Linked DNA regions of Homo sapiens: region 2 is linked to region 1. A link is a contact called in ENCODE Hi-C or POLR2A ChIA-PET data. All regions are on one chromosome and are shown on one strand. Each heading gives the region's core, a stretch centred on a gene start or an enhancer-like site at or near the end of the contact. The rest is flanking DNA. Distances are from core to core; before and after follow the strand shown. Region 1 overlaps LOC105371864 (a long non-coding RNA gene). Region 2 overlaps RGS9 (regulator of G protein signaling 9).

Evidence for each region. A loop is a pair of places that touch in the nucleus more often than their neighbours do. ChIA-PET counts read pairs that join two places held with the same protein, here RNA polymerase II (POLR2A).
Region 2: POLR2A ChIA-PET joins it to region 1 with 16 read pairs in OCI-LY7. The contact joins two enhancer-like sites. A Hi-C loop is called at or near these places in 2 of 168 maps with a recorded cell type or tissue (PC-9 and mammary epithelial cell). POLR2A ChIA-PET finds 5 or more read pairs at or near these places in 4 of 52 experiments (BJ, MCF 10A, OCI-LY7 and 1 more).

What each region holds. Positions count from the first base shown.
Region 1 is chr17:65,076,063-65,082,792 of GRCh38, reverse strand. It overlaps LOC105371864 (a long non-coding RNA gene), which reads left to right. Exons shown (of 3, transcript XR_934923.2): 3 at 4,238-4,638. Among named protein-coding and RNA genes, the nearest start is that of GNA13, 23 kb to the right of the region's middle. Within about 2 kb of position 4,197, at least 7 of the 41 ENCODE cell types and tissues checked have a DNase peak (open chromatin) inside an H3K27ac peak, as active enhancers do.
Region 2 is chr17:65,173,737-65,180,917 of GRCh38, reverse strand. It overlaps RGS9 (regulator of G protein signaling 9), which reads right to left. Exons shown (of 19, transcript NM_003835.4): 9 at 3,115-3,186. It also overlaps the pseudogene ZNF848P. Among named protein-coding and RNA genes, the nearest start is that of RGS9, 40 kb to the right of the region's middle. RefSeq lists an enhancer at 7,175-7,181. Within about 2 kb of position 1,502, at least 8 of the 41 ENCODE cell types and tissues checked have a DNase peak (open chromatin) inside an H3K27ac peak, as active enhancers do.

The DNA of each region.
Region 1 (6,730 bases), core at 2,948-5,447:
TCAGGCTATCACCAATTCCCTACACCCAGCCTCCGCCAAGCCACCAGCAGACCTCTGAGCTGGACAGCTTTCCTTTGCTTCTCCGGATGTCCTCTCCATCTCCACCCTTCCATCCTGATGTCCTAGTAGCTGGTTTCTATAGACCCTGTCACCTGGACTTCTTTGCTCTTGGACTTCCAACTGGGTCAGGAAGACTGGAGGGTGGGAAGAGGTTGGCGCATCTAACCACTGAGCTCCTAGGGTTATTGGTAGCTGCCTTCCTCTACCAAAGCCCATGTCCATGAGGTGGCCACTCCTACAGCTACGGGATTCTGGTTCTCACTCTTTTCACTTGCTGCTTCCAGCCTAGATGCAGTAAGAGTTCCCTGCTGTGGTTCTGCTGGGGCACTGCGCCGCCCTTTGTTGTTTCCCTAATCACGTCTCAATCCCCCCGCGCACCACCCCCCCAACTTTTTTTTTTGAGACAGGATCTCACTCTTGCCCAGGCTAGAGTACAGTTGCACAATCATGGCTCACCGTAGCCTCGACCCCTGGGTTCAAGTGATCCTTCCAACTCAGCCTCCCAAGTAGCTGGGACAACAGGTGTGTACCACAACACCCAGCTGAGTTTTTTTGTTTTTGTTTTTGTTTCTTTTTAATTTTTAGAGATGAGGGTCTCACTATGTTTCCCAGGCTGGTCTTGAACTCCAGGGCTCAAGCAATCCTCCCACCTTGGCCTTCCAAAGTTAGAATTACAGGCATGAACCACCTTGCCCAGCCCTTCTCAAGTCTTTATTCATGGTCCGTTTATTAAACTCTCCTTGGTTGCCCAGATTCAGTGTGTTATCCATTTCTTCTGGGACTTGATTGATATTTCCAAGCCTTGAAATGCCTCCTCGTCACCCACAGGAGACAAATAAAGCCTGTGCTTCTTTGAAGAGCACCTGAAGCCACTTATGATCTGTTTCCTGCTTGCTCTTTCCACTTCATCTCCCACCTCTCCTTCTCTTGCGCTTTATAGTCCTATAATGCCAGATTGCTTATGATGCCCGGAAGGGGCCCTATTGTTTTCCACCTCCATGCCTATGCCTGCCAAACTCTTGCTTAACCTTTAAAACCCTTCTCCAGATGTTGCCTCCTCTGGGAAGTCCCCCAGGCCTTCCTTTCTGCTTCTACTGTATTTTGTTGGTATTTCCATTATTTATGACATCATGATATATTATAATTTCTTGTTTAGGTCTGTATTGTCTTTTCTGCCCATAGAGTGCCTCTTAAGGAAAGGACTAGGCCAGATGTGGTGGCTCACACCTGTAATTCTAGTGCTTTGGGAGGCTGAGGCAGAAGGTTCACTTGAGGCCAGGAGTTCAAGACTAAGCTCAGCAACATAGTGAGATTCCACCTCTACAATAAAATTTAAAAATTAGCTGGGCAGGGTATCACACACCTGCAGTCCCAGCTACTCGAGAAGCTGAGACAGGAGGATCACTTGAGCCCAAGAGGTTGAGGCTACAGGGCTACAGTAAGCCATAATCACACCACTGCACTCTAGCCCAGGTAAGAGAGTGAGATCTTATCTCTTAAAAAAAAAAAAAGTAAGGATATAAATATATATATTTATTTAATAAAATATTTATTGATCCTGGCATTCTAGGTGCTAGATAGCTAGATATATCAGTAGTGACCCCTTTCTACAAGCACTATGAGGGAAGCACTATTGTCCTTATCTTAGAGGACACCCAGAAGGCCGAGGTTGCAGTGATGTGCCAGGTTCAGAAAACTGGCAAGAGGTTTGGATTTGGTGTCAAACCAAGTCCTTCTAGCTGCACAGTTCATACTTTTGGCCACAGTTTTACGTTGCTGCAGGTCTTGCCAAGAATAGTTTTATTGGCCGGGTGCGGTGGCTCATGCCTGTAATCCCAGCACTTTGGGAGGCCGAGGCAGGCGGATCACGAGGTCAGGAGATCGAGGCCATCCTGGCTAACACGGTGAACCAGTCTCTACTAAAAATACAAAAAAATTAGCCGGGCGTGATGGTGGGCGCCTGTAGTCTCAGCTACTCGGGAGGCTGAGGCAGGAGAACGGCGTGAGCCCGGAAGGTGGAGCTTGCAGTGAGCCGAGATCGCGCCTGGGGGACAGAGCGTGACCCCGTTTCAAAAAAAAAAAAAAAAAAAGTTTTATTAAGACTGGTGTTACGGGTTGAATTGTGACCCCCTCCCACACTCACAGAAGGATATGCTGAAGTCCTGACGCCCACTGCTTCAGAATGGGCCTTATTTGGAAGGAAGGTCTTTACAGAAGTAATCAGGTTAAAATGAGGTTCAGGGCTGGGTGCAGCCGCTCAGGCCTGTAATCCCAGCACTTTGGGAGGCTGCGGCAGGAGGATCACTTCAGCCTAGGAGTTTGAGATCAGCCAGGGCAACACTGTGAGACACTATCTCAATTATATTTATAAATATATATACACACATATATGTACATATTGTTACATATTTATTGAATATATATTTATAGTTTAAATATATTTTAATATATGATATTTTTATAATATATAAAATATAAATGTAAATGTTATATATCATGTATTATATATAAATTTAACATTTTTATATAATATAATATAAACATTTATATAAGCTATATATTTATAATATATTAAATATTATATTAATATGACTATAGTTTATTGGATTTATAATATTTATTTTTCATTATATATACATATATAAGAAAAATAAAAATATTATATTAGATTTATAATATTTATTTTTCATTATATATACATATATATAAGAAAAAAAATGAGGTCGGGGGCCCTGATCTAATATGATTAGTGTCCTTGTAAACAAGGGAAATTTGGACACAGAAATACAGAAGGAAGGTGGTGTGAAGATGTGGGGAGGAGACAGCCATGTGAATAGAGAGGGGAGGGCAGTGTGAAGATGCGGAGAGGAGACAGCCATGTGAATAGAGATGTCAAGGATGCTGGCCAGCAACCGAAGCTGGAAGAGACGAGGAAGCGTTCTTAACCCAGAGCCATCGGAGAGAGTACGGCCCTGCTGACGCCTTGCATTTAGACTTCCAGGCTCCAGAACTGGGAGATAGTAAATGTCTGTTGTTTTAAGCCTCTCAGCTTTTGGTTCTTTGTTATGGCAGCCCCAGGAAATGCATACATCTGGGGAGGCTCAAGCCCCTCCTCGCTGGGAAGTGGGGGGGTGTTGGAATACTAACTGGATGTGGAGTCCCCCTGGGGCTCTACTGGGAGTGCCAAGTGGATCCTGGCAGTCACTGAGTAGGCTTCTTTGTGTGATTTTGCTCCAGCATTGACCTGACAACTCAACAATTATTTTTCTTTTTCTTTTTTTCTTAGAGACAGACTCTTGCTATGTTGCCCAGGCTGGTCTTAAATTCCTGGGCTCTTGCTCTGCATATTCTCAGTGCAATAAAAAAAAGAAAAAAAAGTGGCAGTCACCAATTTTATTTTTTGGTGTTTTTTTTTATTTTGTTTTGTTTGTTTGTTTGAAATGGAGTCTCGCTCCGTCACCCAGGCTGGAGTGCAGTGGTGCGATCTCAGCTCACTGCAACCTCTGCCTCCTGGGTTCAAGCAATTCTCCTGCCTCAGCCTCCGGAGTAGCTGGGATTACAGGCTTGCACCACCACGCTCGTCTAATTTTTGTATGTTTATTAGAGAGAGGGTTTCACCATGTTGGCCAAGCCAGTCTTAAACTCCTGACCTCAGGTGATCTGCCTGGCTCGGCCTCCCAAAGTGCTGGGATTACAGGCCTGGGCCACCGTGCCTGGCTGTAGTCACTGATTTTAAATTACGCTTCCAACTGCCTCTGGTGACCCCATAAGTCTGTGACATGCAGTAATTTGTAAACCTGAGCCCCCCCGCCCCAAGAAAGTGATCCTCAGCATGCTCAAATCCCCAGCTCCCAGCTCAGGGCCTAACACCCCACAGGCTTCCAGTGCTGGGCATTGAGTCACTAAATCCTGCTCAACTAAGGCACCAGGAGTCCGTGGAGTGCTTGCGATCTCGAAGGGTGTCAAGGAGACTGGTAGAGCTATTGTGCCCATTCCCACAGGCCAGCCCCCAGGACATATTCCAGTCTCATGCCATGGTCAAAACAAACAAGTCAAGTTTCAGGATGCTCTAGTGGGTTCTACTGACTCTTTCCCAGGGTGACTCACTGCTGCAGGGAGAGAAGCGGGCTGGGACTCAAGTGCCTGTGCTTTCTTTTTCTTTCTTCTGTCTTTCCAGGAAGCCCTTGGAACAGGATGTAAAAGCAGCACTTTCCATCCAGCCTGACATCCTGCTTCCAGATGCAGAAGGCTGAGCAGGCCACCAGGATCACATTTAAATGGCTGTGGCCATGATGTTCCAATTTGAAACCTGGACTCCACCAACTTCCATACTCATCCCTTGCTCTCAGCCCTCTCCCTCCCCTGTCCAGGTCCTCAGGATGATCTGAGAAATATGTTACACTTTTCTTCCTCGCTAGATGTCAACACGTTGGAAGGCAGGGACCTTGCCATATTAATCCTTAGGGCCTTGGGTTCTGCTGTAGTAAAGACTCAAAAAATGTTGGGTAAAATTAATTTTAAAAACAACTGGTGGCCGGGTGCGGTGGCTCACGCCTATGATCCCAGCACTTTGGGAGGCCAAGGCGGGTGGATCACCTGAGGTCAGGAGTTCGAGACCAGCCTGGGCAACATGGTGAAACCCTGTCTTTACTAAAAATACAAAAATTAGCCTGGCGTGGTGGCAGCGCCTGTAGTCCCAGCTACTTGGGAGGCTAAGACAGGAGAATTGCTTGAACTTGGGAGGCAGAGGTTGCAGTGAACTGAGATTGTGCCATTGCACTCTAGTCTGGACGACAGAGTGAAACTCTGTCTAAAAAAAAAAAAAAAAAAAAACTGGAGAGAGTCAGGCATAGTGATGCATTCCTGTGGTCCCAGCTACTTGGGAGGCTGAGATGGGAGGAGAGCTTGAGCCCCGGAATTTTTTTTTCTCTTTTCTTTTATTATTATTTATTTGTTTGTTTTTTTAATTGAAACGAGTCTCGCTCTGTCACCCAAGCTGGAGTGCAGTGGCACAATCATAGCTTACTCGAGCCCAGCCTCGATCTCCCTGGGCTCAAGTGATCCTCCCCGCTCAGCCTCCCAAATAGCTGGGACTACAGGCATGCACCACCATGCCCAGCTAATTTTCGTATTTTTTTGTAGAGACAGGGTTTCATCATGTTGCTCAGGCTGGTCTTGAACTCCTGCCCTCAAGTGGTCCTACTGCCTTGGCCTCCCAAAGTGCTGGGATTATAGGTGTGAGCCACCATGCCCTGTCATATTTTTTTCCTTTTTTATTGGACTGAGAATATGTAGAGCAAGAGCCCAGGAGTTTAAGGCCAGCCTGGGCAACATAGCAAGAGTCTAAGAAAAAAAGAAAGAAAGAAAAAAAAAAAAACAATTGTTGAGTTTTCAGGTCAATGCTGGAGCAAAATGACACAAAGAAGCCTACTCAGCTGGGGGTCTGCTGGCCACCCATCCTATCAGGGTCCCACTAGCACCACCCAGCTAGTGATCATCTTAAACAAGGACTCCACAATTTTACAGTCTCCTCATCCTCTTTTTTCCCAGGTTCTCAAAGCTCCAACTCCCAGAGTAGGAGACAGGAGCTGAAATGAGCTGATGTTTACGTGGAACATGACTGATTGTGCTGTTAAGTGAAATAGATGCCAGAGGTTTTTGCAGGTGTCTGACTAATAAAGGGAAGGGACTTTTAATGTCCCCAGGTCCATGGTGAGAGCTGAGCACCCCAGAATGGGCAGGATAGGAGCGTAGAGGATCAAGGAACATGAGTGACCACAAGTCAAATCCTGTGGCCCAACCCCAGCCTCACATTTGGTAGCAGCCTGTTTGGGTAAACCCATCAGGATACGATTCCTCATGGCTCTAGCTAAAAAAATACATTTATTCATGCAGTGTCGTTGTCTGGGCCTCTGTGTGGCAGCAGTTCTGCTTGTGCCAGGAAAAAACTTCTAAGATCTTTCCATGTGAAAAGTGCCACAATGGCACTATCATTCAACCTGTTAAATGACAGTACTGAGCTAGGGGATGCACCTGACCATCAGGCATCTATTGAGACCTTATTGGGAACATTATTATTATTATTATTATTATTATTATTATTATTATTATTATTATTTTGAGACAGAGTGTCACTCTCGTTGCCCAGGCTGGAGTGCAATGGCATGACCTCAGATCACCGCAACCTCTGCCTCCTGGGTTCAAGCAAATCTCATGCCTCAGCCTCCCGAGTAGCTGGGATCACAGGCGTGCACCACCACACTTGGCTAATTTTTGTATTTTTAGTAGAGACAGGATTTCACCATGTTGGCCAAACTGGTCTCGAACTCCTGACCTCAAGTGATGTGCACGCCTCTGTCTCCCAAAGTGCTGGGATTACAGGCGTAAGCCACTGCGCCTGGCCAGGGCACTTATTATTAAGCCCTTAGGAAACCTGGTGGTCCCTTGCTCCTGGGAGGCCATCTTATTGATACTGAACTTGGTGCAGACGTCCAGTTGGCATAGTGCACTACAGCCCAGAACTCCAGGACTCAAGCAATCCTCCTGCCTCAGCCTCCCAAGCAGCTGGGACTACAGGTGCATGCCACCAGACCTGTATGCATGAATACCAGGCATAGAGTCACATTGGGGCTACCCTGGAGGCCGGCTACTGCTAGTACTAAATTGTGTA
Region 2 (7,181 bases), core at 253-2,752, 100 kb before region 1:
AGGAACAGAAAACCAAATACCACATGGGCTCACTTATAAGTGGGAGCTGAACATTGAGTACACAAGGACACAAAGAAGGGAACAACAGACACCCAGGCCTACTTGAGGGTGGAGGGTGGGAGGAGGGAGAGGATAGAAAAACTACCTATGAGTACTATGCTTATTTCCTGAGTGACAAGATAATCTATATACCAAACTCCGGTGACATGCAGTTTACCTGAAATGTAACCCCTGAACCTAAAATAAAAGTTTAAAAAGAAGGATTGATAGCCAGGCGCAGTGGTTCATGCCTGTAATCCCAGCACTTTGGGAGGCCAAGATGGGCGGATCACCTGAGGTCAGGAGTTCAAGACCAGCCTGGCCAACATGGAGAAACTCCGTCTGTACTAAAAATATGAAAAAATTAGCTGGGCGTGGTGGAACACACCTGTAATCGCGGCTACTCTGGAGGCTGAGGCAAGGAGTTACTTCAACCCGGAAGGCGGAGGTTGCAGTGAGCCGAGATCACGCCACTGCACTCCTGCCTGGGTGACAGAGCAGGACTCCGTCTCAAAAAAAAAGAATAGAAAAGAAAAAAAGAAAGAAGGATCGATTCCTTCTCAAAATGACCTCTCTTCAAACCAGCTCAGGCACCATGAGTTCTCTGAAGTGAGACAAAAATCCAAAGCCTCTGCACTCCCAGGTCTTCATGGAGATGCTTCATGCTCTTGGCAACCCTCTTCTCTCAGGGCAGATTAACCCGGGAACACAGGGGACTCGCAGACAGTGGAAAATGTTGCAGACAGATAAACCACAGCATGCTGGGGCTGCCTGAGGGGAGGGCTGGAAGGGGCTCTGCATGCATGAGAATTGCAGTTCTTTATTCTTCTTAATACTTTATTCCACAGCAGCCAGAGTGCACAGACAGGAGATAGATAGATAGCTGGGAAGAGAGAGAGAGAGAGACAGAGAAGATAACGGTAAACAGCGGAGACACAGCCCGTATCACACCCCACCATGGCAAAGGCACCCTCTGTCGTACACCCAGCCTGCCCACTGGGTTCTGGGCTGAGGGTGTTGCCAGCATCCACATCCGCAGGAAGTGGGCTCTGAAGGCCAAGGAGCACAAAGATGCCTCCTCAGTAAAGACAGTAATCTGGTCACCCTCCTCAGAAGTCACCCCCAGGATGGAGCAGCTCAGCTCCTTAGCTTCCCTCTCAAATGGATGAAGTTAAGGTCCTGCCTAACCACCCCCAACACACACACACACACACACACACACACACACACACACACACACACAGCTGAGCAGTATCCTGGCTTGGGTCACGGATGGGTGACCCTTTGTTCCCACCCCCCCATCTCAGAATGAGTGATGTGCTTTCTGCCTCCACCCTCTCTCTCCTCCCCAGGAAAGAGGTTTCCAGAGCTGCTAGTTAGCCATAAAAAAAAGCAACCCTTCCACCCAGGTTCAATCTTTTACTCGAGGATTCTGTTTCCATGGCAACCAAGCCTACAAGGCCTCAGCAGTGATCTGTTCTCTGGCAAGGGGAACACGGGAAAGGCTGCCCTGGGAACAGCTGAGTTAAGGCTGACTGTGCCCTGTGTGTATCAAAGGAAGGGTCTCTCCAGCTTGTGGACAAGAGACCTAATGGTTCCCCCGGTGACCCTCTCCAGGGAGCAAAAGCAAACACTGTCCCAGAGCTGCCTTGCTAACATTTCTGGCTCCTTTTTCTTTCCCCTCCCACTTCCACCCTCCTCCTTCCCCTGCACACCCCTACAGGCCCCCACTCATGCCTTAAGGCTCTGCAGAGCCCTATAGATGCACCCTAGGCTAGAGATGACACCCTTGCTACCCAAAGACAATGTTTGACAGAAAGCAATGAAACTACCTAAGATCTGTTTAAATGGGTCTAGGATGGTTCATTGGAATCAGTGGTTGTCAGCCAGAGTAATGTTGACTTCCTTCCCAGGGTACAATGGGCAATGTCTGGAGACATTTTTGATTGTTAGGACTGGGGCTTAGGTGGGCAGGGAGAGGAATGGAGGTACTGACATCTCATGGGCAGAGCTGGGGATGCTGCTGAACATTCTAAAATGCACAGGACAGCTTCACCAAAGAATTGTCTATCTGAGCCAGGCACAGTGGCTCACACCTGTAATCTCAGTGCTTTGGGAGGCCAAGGCAGGAGGACTGCTTGAGCCCAGGAGTTCAAGACCAGCCTGGGCAACATAGAAAGACACTGTCTCTACAGATAATTTCAAAAATTAGCCAAGCACGGTGGCATGTGCCTGTGGTCCTAGCTACTTGGGTGGCTAAGGCAGGAGGATCACCTGAGCCCAAGAGGTCAAGGCTGCAGTGAGCTATGAGCATGCCACTGCACTGCAGCCCGGGCAACAGAGTGAGACCCTGTCTCAAATAATAAATGAATTAAATAAATAAATAAATAAATAAATAGGAAAAAAAAAGAATTATCTGGCCCAAAATGTCAATAGGGCCATGGGCTCAACAGCTTATGAACTGTATTTCTATAAATAAATAAATACTCATAGGACATTGGCTATCCATCATGAAAGATGGCCTATTTGAGGAAAGGTATTTTTTTTTAATGAAACCTGCTTGGAGAATCTTTACAAAGATCCCACTCCACTGGGATGTGAAAGAAAGTGTTAGATTCCAGGTCCTGTCATGTGGATTAAGGTTAAATCTAAAACTGATTCAAGAGTTTCGAGGCTGGGGTCTACAGTCTCCTCAGGATCAAGGAACTGGCTGAAACTGTGTACAGAATGTCTGTCTGTGCATCTTTGAGTGGAATGAGCTCATAACTTTCATCAGATTTTCGAAGGGGGAAGTGACTCAGAAAAGTTTGAAAACCAGCCATCTAGATCCCATTAGCTCTTCCCTGCACTCTACAGCCTCTGTCTGTCTTCAGTCGTAATTTCTTCTCACCTAGCATCCTGCCATGGTCCCACTTCTCCCCTAACCCTGAGTCCACAGAGCCCACGGTCCTCCTCTCTTTGATAGTCTCAAAGAGGAGATATCGTTGCCCTAACAGACACGAATAGACATGTGGACACCTTCCCAGCCCCAGAATCCGACCTAGGCCCTACCCAAACTATGCAGCAGAGACATACCTGGTTTACCTTGACTTCATTCGGATTGGTCACTCGGTCCAGGCCGTAGTCCAGCACATTGTCCATTCCAGGCTAAATGGAATAAAAACAACATAAGGTCATTACAGGGAGAGTCTCCAGTTTCTGGTTAACTGTGGGTCTTGGTTAATCTGCCAATTGTGAGATTGAGCTGAGAAGAGCTTGTGGCCTAGCCCATGGGAAGCTTTGAGTGGGTGTAAACCCTCCAGGTGAGCTGTTGAGCTTCATGAGGGCTGTTATGCCTCCCAGTATCCCCAGCACCTAACATAGTGAGATGGAAGGATGGAGGGAGAGAAGGATGGGTAGATGCGTGGGTGGGTGGATGGATGGAAAAATGGACAGGTGGTTGGCATCCCCAGCACCATAGTGGGATGCATGGATAAGTGGATGGATGAATAGGTAAATGGGTGGCGGGTAGATGGTTGATGGGTGGGTGAGTGGATGGATGGATGGATGGATGGCCAGACAGATGAATGGCATTCCCAGCACCAGAGTTGGATGGGTGGCAGGAAAGAGGGAAGGAGAGGGGGATGGGTGGATGGATGAATGAATAGGTAAATGGGTGGTAGGTGGATGGTGGGTGGGTGAATAAACGGATGGATGGATGGGTGGATGGATGGATGGATGGATGGACGGACAGATAAATGGCATCCCCAGCACCATAGTGAGATGGATGAATGGAGGGATGGAAGGATGGATGGATGGATGGATGGATGGATGGATGGATGGACAAACAAATGAATGGCATCCCCAGCACCATAGTGAGATGGATGGATGAAGGAATGGAATGGTGTACGAATGGATGGAGGAAGGGAAGGAGGGATGGATGGATGAATGGGTGGTAGGTGGATGGTGAGTGGATGGGTGAAGAGATGGATGGATGGATGGATGGATGGATGGACAGATGAATGGCAAACTCAGCACCATAGTGGGATGTATAGATGGAGGGATGGATGCATGGATGAATGGGTAAATTTGTGGTAGATGGATGGTGAATGGATAGGTGAAGAGATAGACGGATGGGTGGATGGGTGGATGGATGGATGGATGGATGGATGGATGGATGGATGGATGGTTGAGTGAGTAGATGGATGGATGAGTGAGTGGGCATATGGATGGGTAACATTCAGGCTCCAAAAGAGTTCACTGAGACTAATACATGGGCTTCCTGACTCTTCCCACAGTGCTCCTTCCCCACACTCTGTGGTTTCATCTTGGGCTTGGCGGGAAAAGTGAAGTGACAGAGCAGTGCTTTGGGAAAGTCCAGGCTTGTCAGGCACGTCTGGGTGCCACTCCTGGTTCTGCCACTTCCCAGCTGTGCAGAAGATCTTGGAAAACACTCCTTGTCTTGGCACTCACTAACCTCTCTAAGAAACAGAGAAGAATCCTCCTACGTGGCAGGTTCTTGTGAAGATTTAACAAGATAGGGTGTGAAGCTCTCCACAGAAGGTAGCTATTGCTGAGCAAGGGGTTGTATTCATTTTAAGATTACATATGTAAAAGAATGGCCCAAAACTGGGACTGTAATCTCTGTTAGTTCCCTTTGCCAGCAGGTAACCCAGCTCTCCAGAAAATCTTACTTGGTCTCTCTCAACTCCTTGACTCTTTGAGACCAATAATTTGGGTCTTTCACTTCCCCTGATGCAGGTGTGATGCCAGGCATCCACCCATTGCTCAGCACATGTGACCAACCAGGTTGGCTACACTGAAGCAGAGAGTTGGGAAGCAACTGGGCTTTCTTGCCATCAAATTCAGCCTCATCCATGGGATCAGACTGGGTTTTAGCTCAGATGTAAGACTGCCAGATAAAATGTAGGAAGCCCAGTTAATTTAAGATAAATGGCAAATAATTTCTGTCCCAATATTTTGATGCTTATTATATATTTATACTAAATATACAAAATACATTTTACATAAAAATTATTTGTTGTTTATCTGAAATTCAAATTCAACCAAATTTCCTGTATTTTATTTGCTAAATCTAGCAACCTAGCTCACCGGGCTACCATGGAGGCAAATATGTGCAGACAAGACGACACAGGGAAGAGAAAGGAAAAGGCAATAGAAAGTGGGTGGGGAGGAGGACAGGGAAAGGGAATGGCCATCCTTACCCTAGTTGTTACAAGTGGATCTTGATCAGCAAATATCTATGGGGCACTTCTTATGTGCCGGACATTGTGCTGAGCCCTGGGGAGCCCATGGTGAGTGTGCCCCGAGACCACTGCTCCCCAGCAGGCATTACTGAGGCACTCCCAGTCTCAAGGGGGAGGTAGCCACTCAGCAATTAATCACACAAAGGATAAATTAGAGTTGAGACAGGTGTCTTGAAGGGATAACACCATGGGATCTAACCTCACATGGCAGGGGCTCAGCAGAGTCAGTGCCTTTGCCAAAAAGGGTTCTAGGAGTTGCCCCCTGAATCTGGTATGGAGAAATCCCCCTGCATAACTGAAGGCAGACTTCATACACACACTTTGGCACGTTCACACACTCTCACACTCACACTCACACACCCACACACTCTCATACATACATATGCACACTCACACATGCTCACATACATACATGCCCTGACACACTGGCACACTCACACACGCATGCTCACATACATGCACACACCTACACATACTCCCACATGTACATATGCACACTCACACACACTCACATACACACATGTCCTGACACACACACACACACACACATTAATATGGTTTGGTTCTGTGTTCCCACCCAAATATCATCTTGAACTGTAATCTCCATAATCCCCAGGGATTGAGGGAGAGACCTGGTGGGAGGTGACTGGATTATGGGGGTGGTGTCCCCCATGCTGTTCTCATGATAGTGAGTTCTCATGAGATCTGATGGTTTTATAAGTGTCTGACAGTTCCTCTTTCACATACTCGCTCTCTCTCGCCTGCCACCATGTCAGATGTGCCTTTTCCCGTTCCGCCATGATTGTAAGTTTCCTGAGACTTCCCCAGCCATGCAGAACTGTGAGTCAATTAAACCTCTTTCCTTTATAAATTACCCAGTCTTGCGTATTTCTTTATAACACTATGAGAATGAATACACAAAAACATGCTCACATACATGCACACACATATGCATGCTCACACATAACACATTCACACACTCACACACGTGCATACTGACACATATATGTTTACATGCATGCACAAACCTAGGCACACTCACATATACATATGCACACTCACACTCACATACATGCTCACTTACATGTACACATCTACACACTCTCACACATACATACATATTCTCACATACATGCACACCTTGACACGCCAACACACTGACATACATGCTCACACACATGCACACATGTACACACACTCGCACACATACATTCACACACTCACTCACATACATGCACACCCAGACATACTGACATGCACTCACACTCACACACAGCCTGTGCTCATGATGCCCTACAACCAGTGTCTGGCTGCTATTCCACAGGCGCTCACTGCCTCGGTGACTTCGGTGTGGTCATCTGCTCAAGTCTTGAATTCGTTATCTAGTTCTTTCCTTCCAATGTGCCCCAGGCTCTGATATAAATTTGGTTGCCCCAGTGCTCAACAGTGCACTGCATAACTGAGATAGAGTCCTCTATGCCCTCAGCTGCCCAGACCAGACGGCCTTAGACTCTCAGACCTGCAGCCACCCACTGGGCTTCATGATTCTGCCAGCCTGTCCAGTTCCAGCCCCAACCTGGCTCTCCATGCCTTCCCTACAGAACAGCCAGGCACAGTCCTCTGGCCACTGCTGCCTCGGCTCTTGCACCTCTGTGGGCAGCAGCCCTTAAGTCTCAGTTGTTCCCAATCAAGCTGTGGTCCTTTTCCAGTTCCCTGCCCTCGAAACTGGTGAGAGGGCTGCCTTTCTGCCTCTGCTGGTTTCAGAGACTCCCAAGCTCCTTTCATTCATCCATTTCTTCATTCATCAGGTAGTGTAAAGTCTTTGACCCACTATGATCATCACCAGAGTGCTGCTGACACAGTTTCTGGCACATAACAGGGTGTTCAGATGAAGTT